2 separate regions of the Mus musculus genome follow, and region 2 is linked to region 1. A link is a contact called in ENCODE POLR2A ChIA-PET data. All regions are on one chromosome and are shown on one strand. The core of a region is the stretch at or near the end of the contact, and the rest is flanking DNA. Distances in the headings are between cores, read along the strand shown.

Evidence for each region. ChIA-PET counts read pairs that join two places held with the same protein, here RNA polymerase II (POLR2A).
Region 2: POLR2A ChIA-PET joins it to region 1 with 12 read pairs in Patski. The contact joins the promoter of Gmpr here to the promoter of Mylip in region 1. POLR2A ChIA-PET finds 5 or more read pairs at or near these places in 2 of 5 experiments (Patski and embryonic stem cell).

Annotation. Positions count from the first base shown.
Region 1 is chr13:45,385,015-45,392,783 of GRCm38, reverse strand. It overlaps Mylip (myosin regulatory light chain interacting protein), which reads right to left and starts at 3,042. Exons shown (of 7, transcript NM_153789.3): 1 at 2,741-3,042; 2 at 1,405-1,595. The coding sequence starts at 2,827.
Region 2 is chr13:45,502,988-45,509,997 of GRCm38, reverse strand. It overlaps Gmpr (guanosine monophosphate reductase), which reads right to left and starts at 2,554. Exons shown (of 9, transcript NM_025508.5): 1 at 2,255-2,554. The coding sequence starts at 2,341.

The DNA of each region.
Region 1 (7,769 bases), core at 1,793-4,292:
CTTTCACAAACTAGTTTGGTCGGTCTGTCCATCTGTCTATCTGTCTATGGGCCAGTGAGATGGTTCAGATGTTTGCTGCTGAGCCTGACAACCAGAGTTCAGACTCCAGGTCCAACACAGTAGAGGGAGAGAAGAGGCTTCTGAAAGCTGTCCTCTTACCTCCACACATACACAAGTACACAGAGACACTGAGTAAATGTTTTTAAAAAAGGACAGAGCCTCTTGTGGTTAATACAGACAGTTCAGCATCTGTAAGTATGCCACTACATGAATATTTGTAAGGTATTTTCAGAAACAGTAAAAATTTCTTATGCCAGGTTCCTTCATAAACAAAATCTCTCTCAACCTTTAAAAGGCCACAGCAAGGCAGGCAAAGTGGACATTCCAAATCCAAATGGATGGTAGTTTTTAATGTTTCCATCGCTTGTTTAGTAAATAAAAAAAAGTGGTAAGTTAAACCCTCTCAGAAGAGCCTGTTCCCCATTAGGAGTCGAAATCTGCAGGATCACGTGTTTCACATGCGTGGCCCATTGCCAAGCCACAGGAGTATGGAAAACATCAGTGCTGGGATCCAAAGTTTGCTGTGGCTTTCAAAGCAATCATTTTCCTTTTTTCCACACGCCACTGTAGTCTCTTGCATTTTGGTAATAAATATTAAACATCACCTTCCTATTTTGGTTCATCTTTGAGAAAAGTATTATATAGTCAGCTCAGAGGGAAACGTACCGGGTATGTGTGTGTGTATTTTGGTCGTTTGAAAAGGAGACCACACCCACAGGCTTCGGTTGTCTACCATGGCTGGTGGCCCTTAGTTTAACAAGGAGGAAAAAAACAACAACACATGTCCAACAATCATTTTTAATAAATCTGTAGGCTGAAATTTACTTTACAGTGGCCCCTCAAAGAGTTCTTTTATTAAGATTTTGTGAAACTTAAAAAAGTTTTAAAATCTGTAGGAGGCCAGACAGAGCCGCTCCTGCTACACACTGTAATCTGACACTTAGGCTGAGGACTGACCAAGTTTAAGTAACCCAAGAGGAACTGTTTCCTGCTTTCCGCTAGAACGGTCTACAGTGACCTGTAGTAACACTGCTGAGGCGGGGTTACTAGCGGGCGTTAGATGAAGCTGTCAGGAAGTTGGTTTTCTTTTTGTTTGTAAGAAGTCAACCCTGCCTCTCCCACTAATATTATACAGAACAGGAAAAACAAAAACAAAACAAAACAAAAAACCAAGTGTTGAAAAACCCACCCAGGCCAACTGTGCTTTGGAAAACTTGAATTTTTCCTGAACTTCCTTTGCACCAAGTCAATTTTGCCAGGGAACATCTCCGGGAGGGCACGATAGCTACCACTAAATGGAATCTGAGGTGTACTTGACATTGGTTTGTTTCGGCCTCGCTTTACCTTGTCTGCTCCTGTAAGATGAGATGAGGCTCCACAAAGAACTTGACCCTCAGTTTAAGGCGGTAAGGTGCCAGCCCATCCATCTGCTGGGAGATCCGGTTTCTCAGATTCAGCCATAAGCTCTCACCTTTGCTCCCCGTGAACTGCAGCCCAAAATAATCAACCTCGATGATCCCTAGACGCCTGCACACCTAAAAACAAAACCAAAGGTATGGGGTGTGAGCAGTGCAAACCTAAGGGCTCCATCCGAGGAGAGGACTGGCCCCTGCTTTCCCAAAGTTCTACCTTCTTGCAATGCCAGTTGGTAGACCGACCGGAAAAACAAGGTTTTAAGGAAACAGCAAAGCCAAAACGCAGCCCTCCAGTGGAGGCTTGGCCTTGCTTGACTATTTCTAGGGTCTGACCAATGGCACAGGGAAAGGGGTCCCCCCAAAACAGACTTCCCAAAAGGCTGAGGTAGAAGAACACACAGGGTGTTTTATTTCTTATTCCAATCGCTGGAATTCCCCCCGCCACCCCCCCCCTCCGCCCCGCAGCACCATCTGCACAGCTGATTTGGCAGCGTATTATCTGGACAGTTTTAACCATCTGGATTCCAAAAACACAAACGCATTGAGGAAGCATGCTACAAGTGTCAGCTAAGCTTTACAAGCGCCTTTCCAAACAGCTCAGGTCCACAGGTCTCGTAGACACAGTATTTCAAGGGGTCAAATGGGCCTGCCAATATCCATTAGGCACACCCCGTTAGGAGCCTTAGTCACCCTTAAGAAAACACACGTGTAAAGACCCCTCAAGAAGGAGGCTGCCTGCAGAACCGTCCCCCGCAAATTACTCAATATACTCTGGATCCCTAGCAAGCCTAGAGTGTCAGGTGAACAGTCCTTCTGAGAAGCGGCTTGAGATTCGGGCCCACCTGATCAGCTAGGGAGCCCCGGGGCCAGCGACCGCTTGCAACCATCTCATCCCGGGACGCGGGTGGCGCTGCCGGGCTTTGCAAGGACTCCACGGGAGGCATCACACACACACACACCTGCGGCAGGTGTGCCGGGCCACCTTCTTTAGAGAAAAGTGCCAGGCTAACGGACAGGGTGGAGGTTCCCAGCAGTGTTCTGGTCTCCGGGCCCCGGATCCCCCACCGTAAGCGTCCTCTATGCTCCCCCCGCCCCCCCCCCACCGCACTCTCCACTCGCGGGGAGGAGGAGGAGGCTGGAGCCTGGCGTCCCGGGAGCACTCCACGGGCCGCTGCTGCAACGTCGCCCGGCTCCCGGGGAGCATCCCCGAGCCCCGAGGCTTCCCGGGGACAAGAAGGGATCCCCTTTCCGATCGCCGCCCTCACCTGGTTGAGACAGTCCTCGCCGTTGGCTTTTGCCTCCACCTCTACCTCCATCAGCACCGCGTCCGGCCTCGTCACATAGCACAGCATGGCTGGGGCCGCCGCCACCGCCGCTTCTTCTCGGGTGTGCGCCGGAGCTGTCGCCTCACCGCAATTGCTCCAAGTCGACTCCGGGCTCCGTGAGGAAGGTGCAGCCGTGCGGCCACCCGCCCTGCACCCCACGCAGCCGCCACTCGCGTCCCCGCCACCCCCACGACAGCCAGTTCCCGGGAGCTACACGGCCGCGCCGCTCCGACAGCCCTACTGCCTGCGCCGCTACAGGCACGCGTCTTTTATAGAGGCCCCGCCCCTCCGGCACCGGACTCCGCCAATCACAGCGTGCTTGCCCCTCCTCCCCAGCTCCGGCAACCAATTCCCAGTCTCGGTGGGCTGAAGCCCCGCCTCCCGGCACCGCCTGTGGAGCTGCGGGAGGTGGGAGCCCATCCTCTCCCCAATCCCCAGCACGGTCGCGGCCTCTGCCACTGGGCGACGCTCCTCCCAGCCCGCTGTCGCCCGCAGCTCCAGGGGACGCCTTTCTGTCCGGGTTTGAGAGAACTGTGATCAAAGGCTCCTGTGATGCTACGTTGCTACTACGGTTCTCAGGACTCCTGCGTGGGGTTACTCTAATAACCAGGTGGTTTGTGAAAGCCAAAAGAGAAGCAAGCAAGACAGAGAGCCTAAAGAAGAGGCTTTTCCGCTGGCATTTGCCACCGTGGGTTGTCAAAAGAAGAATCTAAGTAGAAAAGTTTTTGCAGCTGACCCAATATAAGCCGGTAATTTGATCCAAGCACCATTCTTATATTAACTCGTGCCAAGGGTTTCTATGTGTGGGTTCTGCTACATTGAAACACCTTACCAAGTTATGTCACCCAGCCTATCTCTCATCCAATTCGTTCACTATACACCTGGTACACTCCCTGCCCTTTCTTTCAGACACCCAGATGTTACCCCATCTTAAAGATAACAGGCTCATCTCAGGACCTAGCAGGATGGGAATCTCAATACAAGAGATTAGTGGTTAAAGGTGTACAACCTTCATATTTTTACCACCTGTTTCTCTTGGCCTATACTGTCTTTTTTGGTTTCTAAGATAAGCCGGGAGATATGGGTTTCAGCCTTGGATCTTTGGAAAACTCCATCTCTCTGAAGCTCAGTGTCCTCGCAGAATGGAGACTAGCTATTTTTGGACACCCCCTCCTGCAAGCCGCCCCCCCTCGCCCCAGCACCGCTGGGAAGCAATCTAGCCATCCCTGCCTGCCAATGACCCTATCTCTGTGCCGTTTGTTTGCTGTGCGTTTAAGACGAAGTCTTGCTGTATAGCTCAACCTGGTGGTGCACCTCGTACTTGGGCTCAGTGATATTTATTTCTGACGATGGGGAAAACATCGGAGAAGGACTGGGATCTTAGCAGAGCCCTCGCGGAGAGAACTGTTCAGTCTTTTGGCTTTGTGTTTCAGGAACACATGGTACAGTTCTCGAACTGCTCCAAGTCCAGTGTAAGCTTGCATTCATCCACCGGTCTACTGCTCATTCCTTTCCTTCCCGGAAGCAGGTCTGGCACGTGTACCTGGGAGATAACATTTAGATTATCTAATCTGTGGCCCATCGCTGGAAATTTCACCATAAGGAGAGGAGGCAACATGGAAATTGGTTGTATTGCTTAATATTTTTGAAAGGCCAAAACTTAACCAGCTTAAACAAGGGGGAACTTAGGGGACAGATTTGGGGAAATTCCTAGATACTGGGAGTAGAAAGGAGCTGAAGAAGAACAAAAATAAACAAACAGAATAAACAAAGACAAGACAAGAAACAAAAACAGAAACATTTCTATTTAACTATCTTTAAAACTATCTTACTTTGGGGTTTGGCAAGGATTTTTTTTAAATGGCTTTCTTTCATAGAAATGATTCTATATTTATATTTTTAATATGAGCAGCTAAATAATTTGTAGAAGCGAAGGAAATGTCAGGTTTAAAATTTTTAATTAAGAAAAATTTAACAACCATCAGTTACTTACAAACCAGTTGCATGGCTAACAATGACATAGGCATCTCTTTAACCCACATCCATTGAATTCCTTCTGTGAGATCCTCAATAAAGAGCTAATCATTTTAAAACCAAGTATCTCCAGAAAAGAGCCAGCAAAGGGGCTCTGTGGATTAAGGTACCTGCCACCAAGCCTGATGACCTGAATTTGACCCCAAGACCCATGGAGCAACAACCACAGGTTGTCCTCTGACCGATACGTGTTACATATATGAACACTAAAGTGTAAAAATTAAACTAAGGCATCGCCAGTTACTACTGAAGAAAAGAGGTGGTTTTAACAAAAGAGATCAAGGGCTGGGATTGAAACTCAGTTGATAAAGTGATCACGTAGTATGGACTTAGCCCCGAGTACCATCAAGTGGCCCTGGTGGCAACAGTGTGCCACCACTGTGTAATGGCAACAATGTGCCACCACTGTGTGTAATGGCAACAGCGTGCCACCACTGTGTGTAATGGCAACAGCGTGCCACCACTGTCTGTAATGGCAACAGTGTGCCACCACTGTGTGTAATGGCAACAGTGTGCCACCACTGTGTGTAATGGCAGCAGTGTGCCACCACTGTGTGTAATGGCAGTGGTGAGACACCACTGTGTGTAATGGCAGCGGTGTGACACCAGGCCAGCAATCCCAGCAGCACTTGCAGGATAGAGGTAGAAGCATCAGAAACTTGAGGTCATTGTAGGTTAAGTAGGGAGTTTGAGGATATCTTTAGCTAAAGACTAGACCTCAAATTAATTAAATAAAAAATTAAATAAATAAAAATTAATTAGTGAATGAACTGAGTGATTGAAACTCTTAGCCAAATGTTGTGGCACACATGCACACATGCCTGGAATCCCAGCACTTGGGAGGCCTCTGAGGTAAGTAGATCATGAGTTTGAGGCCAGCCTGGGCTACACAGTGGGACTCTGTCTAAAAGTGTATAAAGAGCTTGCTGTGGAAGCTTGAGGACCCTAGCACCCACATAAAAAGCAGGGCTTGGTGGTGTGTGCTCTTAATCCCTGGGTCGGGAGGAGAAAAAAGGAAGAACCCAGGGGCTCATTGGCCAGATAGTCTAGCCAATCCGTGAGCTCAAGGTTTAGTAAAAGACTCTGCCTTTCAAAAAATAAAATTGAAAAACTTCACAAAGCAGAAGCGTGTTATTGGTGTCTAATGTCAACCCCTGGTCTCCACGGAGCATGTGAAAAAACAGACATAAAACACGCAGAGGCATAAACAAGCAAACAAAACCCTCCAAAAAAGTTAAAAGCAGAAGGCCAGGGAAAGAACTGATGTCTGGGGAGAAAAGGATCGATCCAGGTTTCTCCTGGTGCGCGTGGAGGAGGAGGCTGTGTGTGGAGGAGGAGGCTGTGCGTCCTGTCTCTTCCCTCCTGTCATTTCTTCCCCGGGATAAGACAGAGACTGGTTAAGAGATGAGAAGGCTGCGTGAGAAAGCACGTTATGTTTAAAACACTCTGTTAGGGAATAGAAAACCCACCGCAGAATTGCTTCTTAGAAGACTCCACCATCTGCTAAAGCTACAGAGCGTCTGGAGCCAGTTTTAAGCCCCAGCTGAGTCTAGCTCCAAAATAAGAGACTCGGAATATCCAGGTCCGAAGGTTGAGAAGTGAGACGGATTGAGTCGTGTTTGAAGCCAAGGAAGACGCTCTTGCTGTCTGCTTTCCGTTGCTCTCAAGCAGGGCATGATGTTCCTGCCTGTAATTCCTAGCACCCAGGAGTCTGAGGCAGGGAGGCGATCATAAATTTGAGGCCAATCTGGACTACAATTGAGTTCTGTCCAGCATGGGGTAGAGAGTGAGACCCTGTCCTCCTCTCCCCCCACCCCTGAACCAAAAGAATAAAGCTTTACTCAGCTAGTACAGTAAAAATATGGCCCGCACGAATGTAGATTATTAAAAGTAAAAACAAAACAAAAGCAAAAAACTGTATCAAAGTGGTAGAATTGATGAACTCAGTACATGTCTTAGGGTTTTACTGCTGTGAACAGACACCATGACCAAGGCAACTCTCATACAGACAACATTAATTTGTGGCTGGCTTACATGTTCAGAGGTTCAGTCCATTATCCTCAAGGCAGAAACATGGCAGCATCCAGGCAGGCATGGTGAAGGAGGAGCTGAGAGTTCTATATCTTCATCTGAAGGCTGCTAGTGGAAGATTGTCTTAAAGCCCATGCCCACAGTGACACGCCTATTCCAACGAGGCCACACCTTCAAACAGTGCCACTCCCTGGGCCAAGCATATTCAAACCGACACTACAGTTCTGGCTGCTCCAATGGACTCAAACATTGGCTTTTCTTCTGTCTTGTACGCCAGGTTGCAAGAGTAACACACGTCACGTGAAGCAATGGTTATGCCCATACAGATTCTCCTGGCTGAGCATGTGGTCTGCTCAACATGGCTGGGGACCTACTTCTGCTCATTATATCCTTGTCATTGCACGCAGGGCTGCAGAAGCCCTGCACTGGGTCCCAGGTGAGGCCCTTAGGAGAAGTGGCCGCATCACTTGCCACAGCCGCCTCTTTCTCTCCCCATTTATTTGTAAGAGCACCCCTGGAGGAACAGTTATCTACTGCCTGAAAAGCTGCCCTTTTGCCTTCACACATTATTCGAGCTAATTATTCACATAAGTAACGCTTCATCAGGCATACGTGTGTTAAAACAAGTTGAGTGAGCTGAAATCTCTCATTTGAAATATTAGCCTCACAAAACTCAGTAGTTTAATTTGATCCTCGCCTACCACCAAAGCACAGCATCTCATTTCTGGAACTGGCTGGTTAAAAGGGGAAAGGGGGCAGAGGAAAAATTCCTGTATTAAATAAAACCTGGGCGATCTGCAGTGGCATTGTCTTAATTGGAGAGCCGTTTAAGTGATTTTTCTTTTCCTTCATTTTAGTTACTAGGAAAGGTACCTGGAGTGACAGATTACCTGAAAGAGAACAG
Region 2 (7,010 bases), core at 1,305-3,804, 120 kb before region 1:
GGTTGCCTCGTGTGTTTCAGAGAAATCCAAAAATCTTAACTCAGGCAACAAACCCTGTGGCACTTCCATCTTTGATACCTTGAGCTAGATAGACTTGGGAGATGACTAGCCTGCTCCTCCATAAATGCATTGCCTAGTTGCAACGACTCTCCCTGTCCCCCTGCCTCTGGAACAAATTTCATTTCCTGTAAGCTGATGAATCAGGTCTGGTTCTGAACAAACTGCTGCATTGGTAAAAACCCATCCCTGCCAGGTTCTGTTCTAGTTGGTATCCATTTTCTCTTATGCCTCCCCCTCAAAGCTGTTGAAATGTTAATTGCCTATCTACCCCACTGTTTCCAATCCGCTTCTACATATTATTTCTACCTGGGCGAACTCACTTCAAGCCCCTGGTTGTGCCTGCCTGATAGCACGAGAAACGCTGAGCTGGAACGGTAGAGAGGCCAAGGCAGCCCCTTCTGCAGTGCCAGGCAAGCAAGTGGCATTATGTGAGCTCATCCACCAGGCAGGAGTGGCCAGCCACAGGAGGCTAGACCACAAACAATCGGAAGAGCCAATCCAGGTAGTTCTCTCACAAAAGCTACAATATGAGACAACAGTCCTCTAGGGCACAATTCTCACTGTGACAGGTATACACAGATTCCAAGATTCAACCCAGGCTGGGACATTAAGAGAGGCCATCAGCCCCAAACCAGGGGTTGCATGACATCATACGGCTCACGTAAATATTAACACTGCCCTTTCTCAAGAGCTTTGCTAGTTCAGAAAATGCATAGACCCTTGCTGTGGATGGATAAACGTGTATGTGTTTATAAATAAGTGGCTCATGTCTAACTAAAATTTAAACAAACATTAAAAAAAAAAACAGACAAACACTGAAGCCACCAAATTATTAGTCAGCCTAGAATGCAAACACTTCATCCTGACCTGGGTTTAGGAATTTACTGGCTCCTAGTTTCTATTCAACACTCCGGGGGTAGGGGTGGGTGCAGGGGGGGGGGTTCTCTAGTGTTTATTTTTGTTCCAAGGGTTTGCCCTGTTTTTTAGCATCTGAAAGCACAGGATGACCAGCAGCCCCAGTGGCATCTAATCTGGATGGGTAAGAGTCCATCACTCCCCCTTAACCCACCCCCCAAGTCTTGCCTGGTCCAGTTCTGCCTCCAAGCTGCCAATACCCCTGCTTCAGGAAAGTTCTACTCTCTCATTGGCTAGCCCAGAAGGCAGTCCTAATTCATACCAACCCTCAGCTGGCAGCTGCAGGCACTGCAGTCGGGCCTGGGCACCGGAGCGAGTTGTTTGCTGAGGGGATTTATTTATGGTCTTGTTTGTTGAGCAAAAGGGATGGGGCGGGCAGGCAGGCTTAGCTTCCCCCAACCCCCGCCCCTGTCCTTTCAGGCTCTTCCTCCTGAACTCCCCCCAACAGAGCCAAGCCACGGTTCAGGAACAACTCCACCAGCGAGCTCCGCCTTTCTAGAAAACTATTTATCCTTCAAGGTCTGACCTCGGCCGTCTCCCGTCTCCACCTGTTCCCAGGCGCTCATCTTATCATGGTACAACTAACTTCCAAATGGCCCAAATGACCCTCACCCCAGCGCTGTCCGCTTGCATTACTCTGGGCTGGAACTGCAAGCTGTCCAGTACCGCAGAGTGCCACCAAAAAGCAGGTCCCCAGCTCAGCTCCTGCAAGACCATTTAAACTCAAGAAAAAAAAAAAGAAAGAAAGAAAGAAAGAAAAGAAAAGAGAAAAGAAAAGAAGTGCCTGCCGGGAGCGCCCGGCTTTTCCGCCCGGTTCGCAGACACAGGACCTGATGCTAAATCAGCAGAGGCAGGTCCCAGCGCCAGGAAACACTGTTCCAAATTCCAAGCTTGAATCTGCAGTTGTATTTCCCTTCCTTTCATCCTAGCCCCACTGTTTCCTCTCCTCCCCGGAGCGCCTCTCCTGAGACCATTCCTTTTAAAGTCACTGGACATTCGGTTGGTTGATCTTAGCTCCTCTGTGTCAGTGTGAACTTCCCCAAGCCCACCACCGGTAGGCAGACGCATTTATAATTCCAGGCCCGAACTAGCACCCCCTTGTCACTGGCCCTAACTAGAGACAATCCAGGTGTAAGAGAAAACCGACTGGCCTTCCCCCTTTCTCAGGTGGGGGAAAGGGTGTGACGCCCCTGCCTCGGGCACAATTAAGGCACCCTGTGCCTCCCTTTGCACCCACTTCCCCCTTGCCAACCCGAAGGCGGTATGCCAGCGGCCCCACCTCGGATCGGCTCTTGAGGCTGCTCCGCTTAGGTCGCAGCAGAACATCCTTGAAGTCGAGTTTAAGGTCCGCGTCTATGCGGGGCATGGTGCTAGCGGTGCGCGGTAGCTTCCTGCGGCGGAGGCGGTGCGAAGGCCGGCGTCAGCCGGGAGCTGCGGGGCGCGTGCGTACAGTGGCGCCCGGGTGGCTGTGCGCAGACTGGTGCTCCGCGAACCCGGTGCGCACGCCTTGTTCTTATGCCCGCGCACCCGGAGCCCCCAGCTCCGTTCCCCAACGCCAGGCGCCCCAAGGGAGCGCCCCGCCCCCGGCTTCCAGGTCCCGCCCACATCCCGGGTCTCTGAGCTGAGCCCCGCCCCGGGCCCAGTTCTCTCTGCCTAAGCGCCCCCTCCTTCTGCTTGAGTCTAGCAGTGAGCCTGGATTCTGCCATGCAGCACCCTAGAGAGCTCTGACCTGGGCTGAGCTGCGAAATGGGTGCGGATTAGACTTGCACAAAGTCTCCCATTCCCCGGGGTATACCCTGATCGTACTCATAGGGGTGACCAAAGGAGAAGGTTAGGAGACCAGAGAGTACGTTTTGTTTTGTTCCGTTTTGTTTAGGACCGGGTTTCACTATGTAGCTCTTGCTGTCTTGGAACTCACTATGTAGACCAGGCCTGCCTCAAACTCACAAGAGATCTGCCTGCCTCTGCCAAAGACATGAGCCACTAAGCCTGGCTGTAGAGTATGGCCTTCATATGTGTTCCAAAGTGAATTCCCAAACCCCCTCTAAGGAGGGAGAAGCAGAGAGCTCACTGACTTGGTCCAAAATGATAGTCAAATGCTTAGCTCCTGCTGAATGCTGGCAAGGTAGACAAAAAGATTGCTGGAGATCAGAGCTCACATGCAGGATTCTTTCGGAATACGTGAGAAAGGGCCACCTTCTTTGGCATATACCCATGATTACATATCACAGACCAAAGTCAACCTCCAGGCTCCTCTGGTAACACACATTTGTAAGAAATGTCAAGGCCCCTGTGATAGAGAGCCTTCTTGTTCTCACCTCCCCAACTCACCCTCCACTATGCTAGTTCCAAGGCTGTTCCAGCTGACCTGCTCTCCCACCTCCTCCTTGTAGAGGGTAGGAGTCTCTCATCATTTTTGCTATTCTTCTCCCCCCCCATTATTTTCTCTATCCTCCCCACAAAAAGCCTATCCACAACCAGTCTTCTTTTCCTCTCTGCTCTGGACTCCTCCAGGTGCCTCTGGCTGTTCTTTCTTTCTTATCTACAATAAAAAGTGTGGTGGTTTGAGCAGGAATGGCCCCTATGGGCTCCCATATTTGAATGCTTAGTAATCAACCTGTGAACAGTGAACCTTTTTGAAGAGATTAGAAGGATTAGGAGGTGTGGCCTTGTTGGAGGAAGTATGTCACTGGGGGGTGGGGGGTGGGCTTTGAGGCCCAGGGTCATTCCATCTGCTTGGCATGCTGTCTGGCATAATGGTAATGGACTAAGCCTCCAAAACTGTAATCGAGCTCCAAAGAAATACTTTCTTTTATAAGAGCTGCTTTGGTTGGTCCTTCACAGCCACAGAACGGTGACTAAGACAAAAACCTTCTCCAGAACTAATGAAAACTCACCATCCTGGAGCTTTCTTTACTGTGCCCTTACTTACAAAAGGCTAAAAGTTTTGGCTTCCCTAATTCCCCTCTCAGTGTGCCCACCAAGTGTTGAGACAGGCCTCCAGTGTGCTCAAGAAGAAACCATTGGGTGATTATCCAAAGAGGGGGTGGGTTTGAGACTGTGTCAGTCAGTGGCAATGAGCATGACCAGTGTTCCAGCTAAAGCAGAAAAGTGTGTATGTGTGTGTGTGTGGGGGGGGGGGGGGGATGAACACAGGAGCAGAACAAAACAAAACAAAACAAAACAAGGCTTACGTAAATGAAGTGTCTTGGGGCCTCTGTCTAGGTTGAAAACTTGGTCACGTTCCAGTTGGGTGACCTTGAGGGTATCTGACTCAAGTATTTTCATAGGTTAAAAGGAAAGGTTAGGGCATGGTGGTGGCGCAAGCCTTTAGTCCCAACACTCAGAAGAAAAAAACTGGCAGATCACAGATCTCTGTGAGGCTGGCCTCATCTACATAGTGAGTTCCAGGACAACTAGGGCTACATAGAGAGATCCTGTCTCAAAATAAATAAATAAATAAATAAATAAATAAATAAATAAATAAATAAATAAAATTTAAAAATTGTTAGGGTTGTTACTGCTGCAATGAAACAGTATAACTAAAGAGCAGGTTTGGGAGGAAACAGTTTATTCAGCTTATACTTCCACATCACAGTTCATCATAGAAGGAAATTAGGACAGGAACTCAAACAGGGATGGGATCTAGAGGCAGGAGCCATTGCAGAGGCCATGGAAGGGTGCTGCTTACTGGCTTGCTCCTCATAGCTGGCTCAGCCTGCTTTCTTATAGAACCCAGGACCACCAGCTCAGGGATGGCACCACCCACAATGGGCTGGGCCCTCTCCCATCCATCACTAATTAAGGAAATGCCTAACAGTCATTACAGACCTTACAGACCACAATCTGATAAGACAATCCTAAAAGCTGTTCTGGGGCATGTCCTTTTACTCTAAAGGTAGTTTTAGGTATCATATCAATAGATCATATTGATATCATTGGTATCATAGAAAATTGCAGGTCCACAGCCAGAGAAGGAGAAACATTTTAAACAAATGTCTTGAATTAGTTTTCTATTGCTGTGATAAGACACCACAATTAAGTTAACTCACAAAAGAATAAGTTTATCTGGGACTTACAGTTTCAGAGGGTTAGAGTCCATGACTATCAAAGCAGGAGCAGGCAGGCAGGCAGGCAGGCACCAGAGCTTATGTCTTGATCCACAAGCACAAGGCAGGGGCAGAGAAGGGGGGAGGGAAGGGGGATGGGGGAAGAAGAAACTGGGAGTGGGGTGAATGGAAGCCTCAGGGCCTACCCCCAGGGACACCCCTCCTTCAACAAGGCCACATCTCCCAATCCTCCCTGAACAGGTCCTCTACCAGATAACTAAGCATTCAAATCTGTGAGTCTGTAGGGACCACCCTCATTCAAACCTCCACAATCATGCTGAGATGGCTGAGCTGGTGGGAGACTTCAGCCAGGATATGGGGCTCCTTTCCCTCCCCAGGATTCCATAATTTCCCATCATCCTTCTATCCTGCTCAGAACCACTTCCTTTTCCTTCCTGTTCTTGACAGCCTCACCCATTCCTTGCGAACTAGCATGTGGTTCAGCTGACCATGAAAATACTGTTGCTCCATAGTGACATTTAACACAAGTGTCTGCAAATGATCAAGGTCTTAGCCCATCCCATTTGCTCTCATGATCTTTACCCCACAGGAAGTTCACGCATGTTCCTGGAAGCAAATCAAACTTACCAAAGAGAAGGAACATTACCACCATCAGTCCAGCCAGTGAAATATTTATGACCCTTTACAAGCCGTGGAAGCCCAACATAGAAATGAAAGAAACAAGCAGGCTCTGTATGCTCTGTCGTAGTCATTGTCCTAAAGGAAAAGCTGACTTAAGCTATCTGTCCTCTGATACTCTCTGGTACTGAAGAGGCAGAAGTTCTCTGAGGCCATACCTTTTCTTTCTGGAATATTCTAGATAATAGAATAATATTCTATTCTCCTCAGATATAAAATCATGTTCCTTTAAAACTCGGTATGGGCCCGGCAGTGGTGCTGTACACCTTTAATCCCAGCACTTGGGAGTCAGAGGCAGGTGGATTTCTGAGTTCGAAGCCAGCCTGATCTACAGAGTGAGTTCCAGGACAGCCAGGACTGCACAGAGAAACCCTGTCTTGAAAAAAAACAAAAACAAAAACAAAATAAAACAACTTGCTATGGGTTCTAATTCTTTCCCATGCATTGGTAGAGCTGTCTCCTCCAGATTGAAATATTCCCTTCTGGAGAGAAGAGGATATTTAGGAGCTTAGGAAATGTACAAGACACTTGAGGCCCCTTCTTGAGCTATGGAGGCTATGTGCAATCACTGGAGAAGAGGGGACTCAAGTACCATAGCTCTCTGCAAGTCCTGCAGAAGCCATGGGGCTCTTCCCATATTGCCTGTTCCGGGGTGGGATTTTTCCACAATAGAGCTGATTCTGAGTCACTCCTGTTTGTAAGGCCTTGACTCCACTGGTTTACCATGCTGGACTCTGCTTCTGTCTGTGTCTTAAATGCCTTATGGACACCCATATGAGGTAGAAATTTCTGGTTTCTTTGGAAACTCAGTTATGTCATGTGACATTTTGCTGTGATAGACAGGTGAAAGAACATTTTGCTGGAATGGACACGTGAGAGGACATCTGACATTTAGAAAGAACATGACCCCACAGACAGAGGGAGGAGGCTCTGGCGTTGGTTTGCCTCGCCCAGCTTCTTGCCTCTCTCTAAGACTCTGGGCCCATCAGTAGAGCCTCACAACTTCTTCTGGATCAAACTGCTGCCGCTGGTTAGTGTTGGTATTTTGCTAGAGGACTGGACTAATAATGAAGATTGGGCTATCCCCAAAGAACTATTTCTAAGCAGGTCCACAAGCCCTGTTTTCCTATTAACCTTTCTTTTCCACTACCTCTGGTGGGTAGTGGGCTAGACGGGAGGTTAAAGAACCCTTATTGAAGTAGGTTTTGAAAAATCTAAGCCTACACCCATATGTTCATTATCTGGGCCACACAGCCAGCTTCTCCACAGCCTCGCTCAAAACACAGG